Regions from separate parts of the Homo sapiens genome. Here region 1 is linked to region 2. A link is a contact called in ENCODE Hi-C or POLR2A ChIA-PET data. All regions are on one chromosome and are shown on one strand. The core of a region is the stretch at or near the end of the contact, and the rest is flanking DNA. Distances in the headings are between cores, read along the strand shown.

Region 1 (6,490 bases), core at 3,991-6,490, 1.1 Mb before region 2:
AATGTGGTATTCAGAAGGTTGGTGGTTTTTATCTCATTCTTTACTACTCTTCAGTGTTAACTTATTGAAGTTTCTCTTCCTGAAAAAGATAGAGTGGTTTCTAAACAAACCACACTTTTTTCACACCCTAGTTAAGGTAAAAATCCTTTAAAGAATAATAGAAATTTGTCCTTCACTTTGATTCCAAAGAGCTACACAATCCAGTAGATGACTCAATAATTATTTTTAAGAATGCTCTTCACAAAGGGATCTTTAAAAAAATCAGTTTATTAATGTTTAAAAGTTGATAAAGCTATGTGCAAAATGATCCACAAAAGTCAGAAACCTATTAAATACTATTCTTTTTAAAAAAACAAGACATCTCTCGGTTTAATTGCACTGAAAACCATACTAAAGAGACAGTAATATATTTTTATTCTTTGTAATATTTATACATATCTTCAATTACTATCTAATGAATAGCTGGACTGAAAAGTTTCTGGCGTTCCCTACCAGTTAAAGTAATGCTTTTAAGGGCACAAGAGGGTGGTATTTTCTTAAGAAATACACATTCAATGGTGTTAACACGGGTTAGAAAAATCCAATAAAATGACTTCTGCTGAAACAAATACATTCAAAAATCAAGAAAAGTACTTTTAACACAACAAAATACAACCATGTTGTTGCTTGAAATGAATCACACAACATTCTGAAATAAACATCAACAAAAGTGCCAAAGACAGATGTCATATTTGTTAGACTCATTTGCTAAGAAATCTCCCTTGGTTTGCAAAAGTTAATCCATTCGGTTTTCACTTTGTTTTGCTTGTCTGTTTCTCCTAGGACACCAAGGATCCTGGCTAATATCATTTAGATAAAGTGGGCTTCCTTATGCAGATTTCGGCTTCAATGGATATGAAATGGTAACACATTTCATTGAAAAGATGTTTTTTAAAGAAATCAAAGTGACTTCAACCAAATTCCAAAAAACGGATCCCGCTTACATGGAAACTTTGGCCTCAGCGAAGGACATTGTTTTACACCTCCAAACCATCTTCATCTTCCCACAGCCTACGTACTCAACATAGCCTATTTGCTATAGATGATCGATCATTCCACAACCCCAGCTCTGATAACTCTCAGGTAGTTAAAGTATAAAGTAAAAGAACGTTGAGGAGGGGTATGAAGGGAAGGGAGGGTGGGGTGTGGGATGTACAGGGCATCCCTAAAGAAGCAGAAGTGCACACACTCACTTGGGTTTGAAACTAAAGTGAAGGAAAACATCTCCTCAAAGCTCCAGACAAAGAGACGCTTTCACATGGGGACATTAGTCTTTGAGGAGGGGCCAAATGAACCCTTTAGGAGCTTGACAATGCTAGACCTTTGGCTCAGTGCAAAATCAAAGCTCCAGGGGGGTAGAAAATATATTCCAGGCCGGGACCTGATCTCCACCCTTCCCAGTGCATTGTTCACAGGAACTAACTCTACCCACCAACACCCGACACCACCAGGCTGTTCGTATTCTCCCCCTTCCTCCCTCTGGCTTGCAGCAGCTCCTCCCTGGCAGCAGTCGAAGCCCAGAGATTTTTTTCCAAACACTGGGGTGGCCAGCGACCAAGTAAAGAGCGCTTCCGGTGGGTGGACAGCTTCCAGTTCTAGGAAGAAGAGTTGACGTTTCCAGAAGACATAATGGTCTCTGGGTTGTCCCCTTCGTCTTTCTGGGGGTGGGAGGAATTGTCCGATTTGCTGCGGCTGAATTCCATGCCGGCGATGATGGGTCGCTTGAATTTGCCAGCAGAGTCTCCGCTCGGGCACTTGCAGCAGGACATGATCCGGATGAAGGCCCGACGCATCTCCTTGTTGGTCAGAGTGTAAATGATGGGGTTGGTGCCGGAGTTGAGCACAGCTAACACCAGGAAGTACTCCGCTCTGAAGAGGATGTCACAGGTCTTCACCTTGCAGCCCACATCCAGCAGGAGCAGGATGAAGAGCGGTGCCCAGCAGGCGATGAAGACGCTCAGGACGATAATTACGGTCTTGAGCAGCGCCAGCGACTTCTCAGAGCTGCGGCTGGCCTTGGAAATGTTCTTGCGGAACGTCAGGCGGCGGCTCCGAGTCCTGACCAAGGAGTAGATTCTGCAGTACAGAATGACGATGGAGAGCAGAAGCAGAGTGAAGACCGTGGTGCAGAAGAGGATATAGTGCTTGTGGTAGAGCGGCAGCACGGTGGAGCAGCTGGACAGCGCACTGATGCAGTTCCAGCCCATGATAGGCAGGCCACCCAGGATGAGGGAGATGACCCAGCAGGCGCTGATTAGCAGGAAGAGGCGGAAGTTATTGCTCCCGTTGTGGAGTTTCATTTTCAGCATTGTGATATAGCGCTCAATGGCGATGGCGAGGAGACTGAACACGGAGGCTGACAGGGCCACAAACATACTCCCTTCCCGCAGAAACCACTGGGCGGGAGTGAGCTTGTAGGTGGTGGCCCCAGACAAGAGCAGGTTAGCTGTGTAGGCTACTCCTGCCAACAGGTCTGAGAGGGCCAGATTGCCAATAAAATAGTACATGGGTCGGTGGAATTTCTTGGTTTTCCAAATGGTCAGCAAGACAAAGATGTTCTCCAGGATGATAAAGCAGCAGATGAGAATGAACACCACCGAGGTCAGTTTAATGCTGTTCTCCTTGTCCGCGCTGATATTCAGCTTTCCCGTGTAGTTGTAATGCCGGACGATGATATCATAGTTGACGTAGTCAGAGACCGAGCTGCGGTGGGCCTTGACCAGCGGGACGCTGGTGGGCCCCATGGTGCCAACCCTGTGTCCCCAGGAAGCCGGGGTGGCGCTACTCCAGACGAACGCTAGAGGGCGAGGCGAGAGAGCCTTCACTGGCTTCAGGGGTGGTTCGATGAGTGATCCAGGCTTTTTGTGTAGCTTTTCCTTGGCTGGAGAGGGCCTCGGAAACCGCAGCCTTAAACAAGTCAGAGGAGAGAGTCAGGGAAAGAGCCACAGCATACTGGCATAATTCATTCTAGCTAAGGCACTGCTCCAATTGTGTTGTTGTTGATTTGTTTTAAAGAAACTTGGGGAGAGCTCAGGGAGAGAGATTTTTTTTAAAAATCAAATTATCTTTTTTCTTCCTTTTTTTTCTTTTTTCAAAAAAGGAAGAGGGGGAAGAAAAAGAGAGGGAGAAACTCTATGGCCACATTCACTCAAAGGGAAATGGGAATTACGATGTTGGCTGTGGGTTGACAAAAAAAAAAAGATGATGAAAAGGAAAACAAGGAGTGGGAGGAATGGGAAACCTAGAGAACTACACCCCATTTTAACTCCACTCCTGCCCTCTCACCACCCCACACCCCCTCACCCCCGGATTTCCAGCCATGAGATTCTCTGAAGCAGTCACCAGCTTAGCTGCACGCTCAATACCAGCCCACGTCTCTCCTCGGAAAAGACTCAACTGCCAGTCTGAGGGCGAAGACACACACCTCTGTCCCCCATGCCCACCCCCAGCCCCCCAGTTCAAAGATACTAGCACCACCTCCTAATTGCCATGTGCCATGCAAGAAATCAGATTTGCAGGAAAATCATTTGAAAGCGTAAGCCATTTGGGGGCTCTATTAATAACTCTCTAGGAGCAGGTGTGCTTAGGGTCCGAGGGCGCAGTGAGGTGTGGGCAGCCAGGCCCGCCCCGCCTTGCTGTAAACAGGAAAGCTTAGCGCCTCCGTGAAGCGACTGCCTTTTCTTTCTTCTTCTTATTCTCCCCGCCTCCCCCCGCGCCCCCCCACCCCACCCCCCACCCCAAGCCAGGGCAAGTAAATTTAAAGGTATTCAGTTAAAACCATTCATAACAGATTGCAGCAAATCCCAGAAGTTTCGTACATTAGTTGATTGCATAAATATTTTTTGCTTTGTTTAGTTTAGCCAAAACATACACAAAAGAGAGAAATCAAACTACTCATGACAGCCATAATACATGCTACCACATTTCTAATTTCGATTGCAAAACTACTCTTCAGAAACTCACATTAAACTGCTCCCTGGTGCATTGCTAAATTTGCGTGGGCAGTTTTATTTACTGCAGTCCCCCAACACGTTGACTCCTCTCCTAGGACTAGAAAGTTACAAAGAAACTTTCTAAGACGGCACTGGTCAGCAGAAGTCTACTTCTAAGTTGCTTAAATATTTCAAGGTAATGCAGCAATGCAATAAAATGAGGTAATAGAGATGAGAACAATCCCAGCAACTCCGCGAACAGCAGAGGCTGCTCAAGCCAAGAAGCTCCGCATTTTCCCCCAACTAATTTTATACCCTGCTCCTGGGCAGTACTAATTTAAGCCATTACCCACGCTCCACACCACCCACCATATTCTTTGTCTATAGGATTTCCAAAATTTAACGCCTTCCCTCCTATTCCTCCGACCAACTGCAATTTTCACTGCCCCTACACCCGTAGGTTCCACAGTTGGGAATTAACCTTTTTTCTGAACTCCATAAATCACAAGTGCCCAAGAACAATCTGATCGAGATGGGCTCCTTAGTAGCCCAGAGATGCAAATTTTCAGCGCCCGGAGATGCATGTTTTCTAAGTTTTTGTTTGCCTCGTTCGACTTAAAAATTCGTTTCTGACACCTAAGCCCTACCACAACCGGGCTCCCCGCGCCCGCGACCCCCGCCATTCGCCGCCCCCTACCTCGCTCAAGCAGGGCGAAGTTGCGTTCGGAGAGCCCGGGATCTGTACGGCTCGCTTCGCATCTTGCTGCTGCCCCCGACTGACTGCGTAGTGCTCTCGCAAACTTACTCGAGTCGGGGTCCCCTCCCTCCGCAGCGGAGCACTCCAATGGCCAGTCCCGCTCGCCGCGGCCAGTTCCCTGCCTGCTACGCGAAGTCACCCAGCGCCGCGCCAAGGCTGGGTGGTTTCTTCAGGAAGAGGCTGGGAGGGGTTAATGCCTTAACCCCCCACGCCCTCTGTCAGCTGGGGGCCCCCGGATCTGAACTGCTGAGACGCACTGTCCAGGAAAGATCTGGGGCAGAAGCAAAAAAAAAAAAAAAAAAAAAAAAAAGAACCCCTCCTCCCCAAACAACAAATGAAAGAAAAAAAGAGAGAGAGAGAAGGGGCGGAGCCCGGTAACCCCTGGATTCTACTGTATAAATCACTGCCCTCGCCCAGATAGACGCTGATCCCTGGCTGTGGAGAGGATTCTCCCGAGCCCCTGAAAAAAAAAAAAGGTGGAGAGACTTTGAAAACTTTTCTCTCGAAAAGTCTGAGGAGGCAGAGGACGGCCCGGAGTCTCGTAGCGCACCGCCCTGGTCCCACACCCCCCGCAGCCCTAGGAGGATCGGTGTGCTGAGCTTGTGGCCAGGAGCTCCCCGAGCCACTTTCGCGCGAGCAGCAGAAAACCTGAGCCGCGGCCCGGCGAGTGTCGGCGGCGCTCTGGGGAGGAGAGGCTGGGAAGGGGCTGCGAGAGGTACGGAGGAGACAAGCAGCCCGGGAGGGAGAATGAACCGGGAGGTTCCTGTACTCCCCCCGCCACCCCAGATCCTCGTGCTACTCGCAACTGCGGTCTGAGGGGCAGTGGCTTTCCCAGAGTGCACAGAGAAATGAACCAGCGCCGGTTTTGGTGTTGGGCGAGGGGTTTCCCTCAGCTGAGCACAAAGTCAGGCTGTGTGTCCCAGATTCTGGCCAATGGAGAGGTCGTTGAGGGGGTGGGCTGCTGCTGAGTCCTGAGAGATTCAAAACGCCTGGGCAGCTCAGGAATTTCCAAAGGGGGAGATTCTCGGCCAGGAGCTGCGGAGCAACTGCAGCTGCCCAGCAGGAGCCGGCACCCTTCTCTCACATTCTGCTTGGGAGTCGACTCAGAGGCCTCAAATCTCATTACTAGCACTTTGCCCACCCTTTTCTTTTGCTTAGATGCTACTTAAGAACGTGAGGCTGAGAGGCGGACTTGGTCAGATCTGCCTGCGTGACAAGCTCAGGACAGGACGCTTCTGCCCTTGCATTACTGTTGTAAAAGTTTCCACCCAGTCCCTGGTCGCACTGCGTTCCCATCCCGGCAGATGTGAACTCAAAAACTTCCTCCGCTGTGCAGTTTCAATTGGCAGACACACCCTGTACCTGAATGACTCAGAAGGAGGCAGAATGAACAAACAACAGACCCCTGACTTCTGGGATTTTGTGAGTTTGCCAAAAAAAAAAAAAAAAGAAGTGACAGTTAATTCACAGCTGTTTTAAAGCATTCATCGACAGCGACGCACCCAATACATACCCACAGCTTCAACAACAGTACAGTGCATATAATGTGGAAACCAAGATAACGGTCCTCTAAGACTCCAGAGTAGATCCTAATTGGATTTGAAGACTTATTTCACTTAAAGGGGAAGAGGTATATTGTGTCTACCCAGCACAACAAAACGGGGGACTTGGCATTCCCCCCCTTCTCCCGCCTCCACCCACACTAATTTATGCATTCTTTAAAGCCAAAGGAATCAAAGTGAAATTTCACACCTAGTCTGTA
Region 2 (7,053 bases), core at 3,460-5,959:
CTTCTACACCATCTTAATGTAAAAATACTTTCTAAACTTATGCCATCTGGCCCAGTGGTTCTCAACTGGGAGGCATTTGGAAATGAATGGGAGTATTTTGTTGTCAAAGTAACTGAGCGGTGCTATTGCAAGACATCCTCCCATAAGTCTCGATTTTCTATGAGTCTTAGAAGCAAAGGCACTGATTATCTTTTTTCCCAGACTACCTTTTCAAGGGAGCTTGTATACCAAGCACCCTTGGAAGACAGAAATGGTGTCACCTCCTGGATCGCATGGCAGCCCTTATTGTACAGTGTAATAAATAAATGTCTACTTATGGAACAAAAGTCAGGCAGGTTTGCCTACTACCCAATTTAAAAATATTTGTATTTCCTGGCTGGATTTGGTGGCTCACGCCTATAATCCTAGCACTTTGGGAGGCTGAGGCAGGAGTACTGCTTGACACCAGCAGTTCGAGACCAGCCTGGGCAACACAGCGAGAACCCCGTCTCTATAAAAAAATAAAAAAATAAGCCAGGTGTGGTGTCGTTTGCCTACAGTCCCAGCTAGTCATGAGGCTGAGGTGAGAGGATTGCTTGAGTCCAGGAGTTCAAGGCTGCAGTGAGCTACGATCACGCCACTGCACTCCAGCCTGAGTGACAGAGTGAGACCCTATCTCTTTAAAAAAAAATTATATTTCCTGAGCTTGGGTTCCTCAGCTATGAAACAAGTACATTCCATGTGCAGCATCTACCAAGGCATTACATACCACATTTCACCATTCAATTTTACTGATCAAACACTTACAGGTTTTGGTTTCTCTCTTGAGTTACATTTTTTCAAATGCTTTGCTAGTTGATCTTCATATACTGTGCTAAATTTAAAGAGAAAATTATTTCAAATGAGACTTGTGCCAATTACTGTTTCCAGCACAAAAAAAAACCCGTATCTGATCCACACTTACTGTTTTGGATCTAAAGGACACAGGATTCTTTTCCGAGCATCTTCTTCCTAATAAATTAAGAGATACATTTATTTAAATAAAATATCAAGTTTATTGCTTACAGATACCAGATATAACTTCAGTGTCTCTGTAATCTCAAAACAAGGTAAGGAAACCTTACAAGGACATAATGAAAAGTTGGCAAAATCAGGTCCCAAGGGTTTAACAAAAACTCTCCAGTGTACTGGCTTAAATACATATGAACAAATACTGCTTTGGACAAACAAGGGTCTATAGCTTCAAACAGGGTATAGAGAAGGCCTACATATGGTGTCTGAAATCTAAGATAGCATCAACTATTATATGTATGACTATTTTATGCACAACCAAGAAAGAAAAAAATGCTGCCTATTTCATGTTAATTGACAAATAGTTGTATATATTTATCACATATTAGGTTTGTACAAAAGTAATTGTGATTTTTATGGCAATAAAAATAATATACACTATTATTTATGTATGGTTTTAATACAACATAATGTTTTCAAATATGTATACATTGTGGAATGGCTAAATCAAGCTAATTAACATGTATTGCCTCACATACTAATCATTTTTTGGAAAATGCTGCCCATTGACATATGGATTTTAAGATGTATCCTGATTTTAGAATGTTAAAATGTAAAAATAAAGTTTCTTAGAAACAATGGAACATGGCATTTTAACCATTTGGATGTGCCATATTTTACTGGCTTTGCAACTTTTTACTATCAGTTACATCCTACTCATTCCTAAGTTACATCACTTAATGACTGGGAATACATTCTGAGAAATATATCTTTAGGTGATTTTGTCATTGGGAGAACATCATACAGTATAGTAACACAAACCTAGATAGTATAGCCTACTGTACATCTAGCCTATATAGTATAGCCTATTGCTACTAGGCTGTAAACCTGTACAGCATGTTACCATACTAAATACTGTAGGCAATTGTAACACAATGTAAGTATTTGTGTATCTAAACATATCTAAACATAGAAAAGGTACAGTAAAAATACAGTATTATAACCTTATGGGACCACCATCATATATGCGGTCTGTTGTTGACTGAAATGTCATTATGTGGCACATGACTATATGAACTGGGAAAAAAGAAAGGAAAATTGATAATGTTGGCAATTCTACCCAATATTCCACATGAATCTGTATAAATAGGGGTCATATAACAGTTAAGAACACAGGCCAGCCAGACTGCCTAGGTATGATACCCAGCTCTACCTACCAGCTACGATCCCTATGACCTTAGTTAGGTAGGCTTACTGCCTCATCTGAAAGATGAGAACAAAAATATGTCTTACCTTCTAAGGTTTGAACACATTAAGTGAGCTAATAGTTAACAAAACAAAACTGCCTAGCCCAGTGCTGTACATAGAGTAAGTGGTGACTAAGTGTCTGCTATTATTATTCTTTTAAAAATTTATTTCTGTTCGAATGTGCCTCTCAGCATGTCCATGAAGCTATTCACACTGAATTTCATGGGAAAGCTAAGAAATTTTTTTTTTGAAAATACTATATATTCAATAGAAGAAAAAGAAAATACTGTATATAATTTCTTCCTTATTGCTGACTTTAAATCCTAACCTCCATGTAAAAGACTATTCTAACCCCCAGAGCCTAACTGTAGCATAGGAAAAAAAAAGCACATTTAAAATTTATTAGTTGAATTTAGAAACAGGAATTCTCAATCTTGGCACTATTGACGTTTTGGGCAGGTAATTCTTTTGAGGGGGTGAGTGCAGGGGGCTGTCCTGTGATTTGTAGGAGGTTTAGCAGCATTTCTGGTCTCTATCCATTAGATGTCAGTGATACTCCTCAGTTTGACAACCAAAATGTCTTCATTTTGCCAAGTGTTCACTGGAGGCAAAATCAGTCCCAGTCGAGAACCACTGGGTAAAAATGAGTGGTGTCATCACAGCTATATATGACACTTAGAAAAAAAGATGGAAACACAACATCCAGTTACATCATAAATTACAGATTCAGGAGGATAGCCACAATTTAAAACGAGATAGTAGTCAATAAAAGTGTTTCCACTTGATGTTTTGCGGTCTCTCTTCAAGTGTCTAATGACAATATGTCGTTCCTCTATAGGAATACTAATCAGCTTGTAAGGATTTATTCATATTCTACTATCATCACTATTTGTTTTCACCTTCCATATATCTGGATAAGGTGGAGTCTAAATCCTTCTCCTATCATAACTCTCATTCTTCAACAAGGGATGTTTGCCAGTCCCCTCAAAACCAGTCAATAGACTATGGGCATAATTCAGAGTTCCCACAACAAATCACGTCTCCCATATTCCAAAACAAGAATGTCCTTGTTTCAGTATGCTTCACTTTTGGTAAATGCCAGTCAAAACAAAATAGGAAGTAGACTACAACTATGATGGAGAGTGGCAGATGAAGGGGGTCAGGGGACTGATCTGCACTGGATATTGTCTAGAAGAATAAATTCCTTAAGAAATAAAATAATGCAAATAATACTGAACATTCAGAAGCATGAAATCTGATGCTGATCGCTTTGGTTTATTCTTTATAGTTCTGTGGAACTATAAGGACATGCTCTCTTCCTATGAGCATTTTGCTCCTCTGGTTTTTATTTTCCCATCTCATATATATCCTAAAGTAATATACATATATACAAATATAAAGTGTTTGATAGTACATTTATATGCATAATTATCAAACAAAATTGTATGCTTTGTTCTCAATTGTAAAAGGTCAATTCGTATATATTTAAAAATCTTTCCTTCCCATTCCAGCAAAGTTGCATTCTTAAAAACTGTAAGTCGAAAAAAATTTTTTTTTCTTTTTTGAGATTCAGTCTGGCTGTCACCCAGGCTGGAATGCAGTGGTGTGATCTTGGATTATTGCCACCTCCACCTCCTGGGTTCAAGCGATTCTCCTGCCTCAGCCTCCCGAGTAGCTGGGGTTACAGGCTCGCACCACCACGATTTTCTTAATTTTAGTAGCTCGCGCCACGGCTGATTTTCTTATTTTTAGTAGAGAGAGGGTTTCATCATGTTGGCCAGGCTGGTCTCGAGCTCCTGACCTCAAGTGATCCGCCCGCCTCGGCCTCCCAAAGTGCTGGGATTACAGGCGTGAGCCACCGCGCCGGGCCTCAAGTCTAAATTTTTAAAAGAAAGTTTCTTCCAACCGCATTCACGAGAAGTGCTTCTCTTTCATGAAATAACAATTAGAACACAACTAGTGAAACCTTTGGGACTTCAATCACTACTTTTTCTAAACTACCACTTTCCAGCAGGAAGACGGAGCGGTAGCTTGGGGTAAAAATTAAAACCTAGCATTACCATGAGTTAAGATCGAGATAAATAGATCAAAATAAATGGGTCACTGCTGGCGCTTTACTTAGAAAAATAAAAAATTTCTCATCACTAGAACTCATAATCGCTCCGCAAGGAGGGCAAAACTGGGTTTATTAAAGTGAAAGCTGGAGAATCCAGGGGACACAAGCAGAAAGCTGTCAAAGAGGGGAGGGGCCGGGTTCCAGCACCGACAGGACCAGGATACTTATTTCCGACTCTTGAGAGAGTAGGGCGATACCACACCTCCGCGGCTCCAGCGTGTTCACCACAAAATCTTTTCCCTGCGGCCACCACCATCCTGCAGAACCGTTTCTTCTTTTCCACATAGTAACCGCATCTACCCTCAGCTGGAAAACCAGGCGCGTGCGGCGACGTCGCGGAGGTCGCCATAATTCTAGGGCTCGCTTCCGGTGTCCAGCATCCGGCAACCAGAAGAAAAGTTAGAAGCTTCCTTCGGGTCTCCTTCCCTTAACAAACATGGCTGCCTCAGCCCCCGCGCCACACAGGTTAATACCCGGAACTACCACAACCGTCTTCCCTTTATCCTCCGCAGAACCGGAAGAATCCGATGGTGGCTGGCGAGGGCCAAGTCTCTTACGCCTTCCCCTCGTTTCTCCCTCCCCGCCTCCTCCGCAGAAGCCGAGCGCCAAACTCAAACTTTATCAGGACCCGGACCTCTCAGGCTAATCCCGAGGGCCGGGCCTGTTGGGCTTTTCTGCACACCAGCCGAGGCAGCGAGCCAACATGAGCCAAGTGCTGTTCCACCAACTAGTCCCGTTGCAGGTGAAATGCAAAGACTGTGAGGAGAGGTAAGGTCCGCGTCATCCAGTGCCCGCGGGTGGCGGTTGGGGTCAGGCCAATGGGGAAAGATGGCGGTTCTGGCCCGTGGGATCCACCTTGCACCTAGGTGTCGAGTCGGCCCCCCTAGGAAGCGGATAGGGAACCCAGAGGGCCCGGTGGTTACCTCTCTCACCAAGTCGGCCGTTGCAGAGGGGACTGGAGGAAGGGTGTGAGGAGTTAGGAAGCCGGCTCACATCAAGTTAATGTCAAAAACCCTACCTGTGCACGGAATCGTGAAGATTATAGCCCTACTCTTCCCTTTTGACAGATAAGAACTCTGGCCCAGAGAAGTTAAAAAAATTTACGTGAGGGCTCACAGCCAGTTCATGGCAGGGTCAGGACTAGAACTCAGGCCTTGGCTCCGAGCCTTTCCCCCTCGTTCTCTTTTGAAGTATGTTGGCAGTAAAGTTCAACTTTTAAAAACCTACCAATTTGGTGGCGTACTTTGGCTCTTCACATCAGTTGCTTTAAAAAAGTAAATTACATTTAACCGACTAAAAATGAGAAAAGCAGAAACGTCATTAATTCATTCAATAAATATTGCCTCCTTGTAAAACACCTTACTGGGCACTGGGAATACAGTGGTCAGGAAAAACAGTCCTTTTCTTCATGGAGTTTACAATCACTGGAGGAAATAAAGACCAGTCGCACAGAGAAGTGCAACTTTGATTAAGGAGGTGGTATTATTGGGGCGTAAATAGATTTGACCAGAGGTCAGGAGACTTACTTTTTTTTTCTCAGTTCTAACACTCAATGGTTGTCTCTTTTTTTCTCTGAACGTTCTTTCCTCATTTGTAAAACTGATATAACATGCGTATTCACGTGTTTGTAATGAGGATCAGGTGTGAAATCTTTTGCGTATTCACGTGTTTGTAATGAGGATCAGGTGTGAAATCGTATGTGAAAACTAAGTGGTGTACAAATGTAACATAAAAAATGAAGACATTGCCTTATTGAGTTGCCAGTAATGTCAAACTGTAGTATATATAGTTCAGAATTCGGTCAAAAATCAATGGCAAGCCGGTCAAGGAGATGGTCCCAAAACCAGCAGCTGCATATGGAGATCTGTAGGTTTAGTTGATCATTCTTTTAATGCTGTCCAGTATGGTAGCCACTAGCCACATGTGGTTATTAGACATTTGAAATGGGGCTTATCTGAATTGTTGTGCTTTACATATGAAAATGCACGTTGGATTTTTAAGACTTACTATGAAAAAAGAATGTAAAATATGTCAATTTTTATATTATGTGTTAAATGGCAATATTTTTGGGTATATTGGGTTAAATACAATGTATTATTAAAATTAATTTCACCTGCTTTTAAAAGTCTTTTTAAAATGTGACTTCTAGAAAATTTAAAAGTAGGCTAGGTATGGTGGCTCACACCCGTAGTCCCAGCACTTTAGGAGGCCAAGACAGGAGGATTGCTTGAGCCTAAGCTTGAGGTTACAGTGAGCTACTATTTGTGCCACTGTACTCCAGCCTGGGTGATAGAGCGAGATCCTGTCTCTGAAAAAAAAAAAAGAAAAAGAAAAAAATTAAAATTACATACCTGGCTCACATTTGTGGCTTACATTGTATCTCCATTGGACAACACTGTTTTAGAATGATTATAGAAAGATAAAGGAGGCCATGACTTTGGTTTCAATATGGAAACTCCTAGATGGTCTCTTTCTGGTTACATTGCCATCACAGTTAATCTAAAAACTCAATTTCTCTGCTTAGAAACCTTTAATATATTCCTATTATCTGTATAATAGGGGTCAGCAAACTGGAGCACATGGGCCAGTTGGCTCACTGTTTTCGTAAATAAACTTTTCTTGGAATACAGCCATGCTCATTTGTTTACATATTGTAGCTGCTTTTGCACAGGAAGGGCAGAGATGAGTAATTGTGACAG

The links. A loop is a pair of places that touch in the nucleus more often than their neighbours do. ChIA-PET counts read pairs that join two places held with the same protein, here RNA polymerase II (POLR2A). Pooled maps may share reads with other maps.
Region 1: a pooled map shows a loop between it and region 2 (9-fold over the local background). The contact joins the promoter of S1PR1-DT here to the promoter of TRMT13 in region 2. A Hi-C loop is called at or near these places in 1 of 37 single-sample maps with no recorded cell type and 8 of 50 pooled maps. POLR2A ChIA-PET finds 5 or more read pairs at or near these places in 1 of 52 experiments (naive thymus-derived CD8-positive, alpha-beta T cell).

The regions. Positions count from the first base shown.
Region 1 is chr1:101,235,278-101,241,767 of GRCh38, reverse strand. It overlaps S1PR1-DT (S1PR1 divergent transcript), which reads left to right and starts at 5,240. Exons shown (of 2, transcript NR_104626.1): 1 at 5,240-5,443; 2 at 5,887-6,490. It overlaps S1PR1 (sphingosine-1-phosphate receptor 1), which reads right to left and starts at 4,749. Exons shown (of 2, transcript NM_001400.5): 1 at 4,669-4,749; 2 at 250-2,946. The coding sequence starts at 2,783. The coding sequence ends at 1,635. RefSeq lists enhancers at 2,887-2,936, 5,570-5,659.
Region 2 is chr1:100,130,819-100,137,871 of GRCh38, reverse strand. TRMT13 (tRNA methyltransferase 13) reads right to left here and starts at 4,709. Exons shown (of 11, transcript NM_019083.3): 1 at 4,557-4,709; 2 at 944-990; 3 at 787-853. The coding sequence starts at 4,703. SASS6 (SAS-6 centriolar assembly protein) reads left to right here and starts at 4,942. Exons shown (of 17, transcript NM_194292.3): 1 at 4,942-5,122. The coding sequence starts at 5,058. RefSeq lists silencers at 2,725-3,019, 5,157-5,320 and enhancers at 4,495-5,024, 5,035-5,154, 4,559-5,161, 6,935-6,984.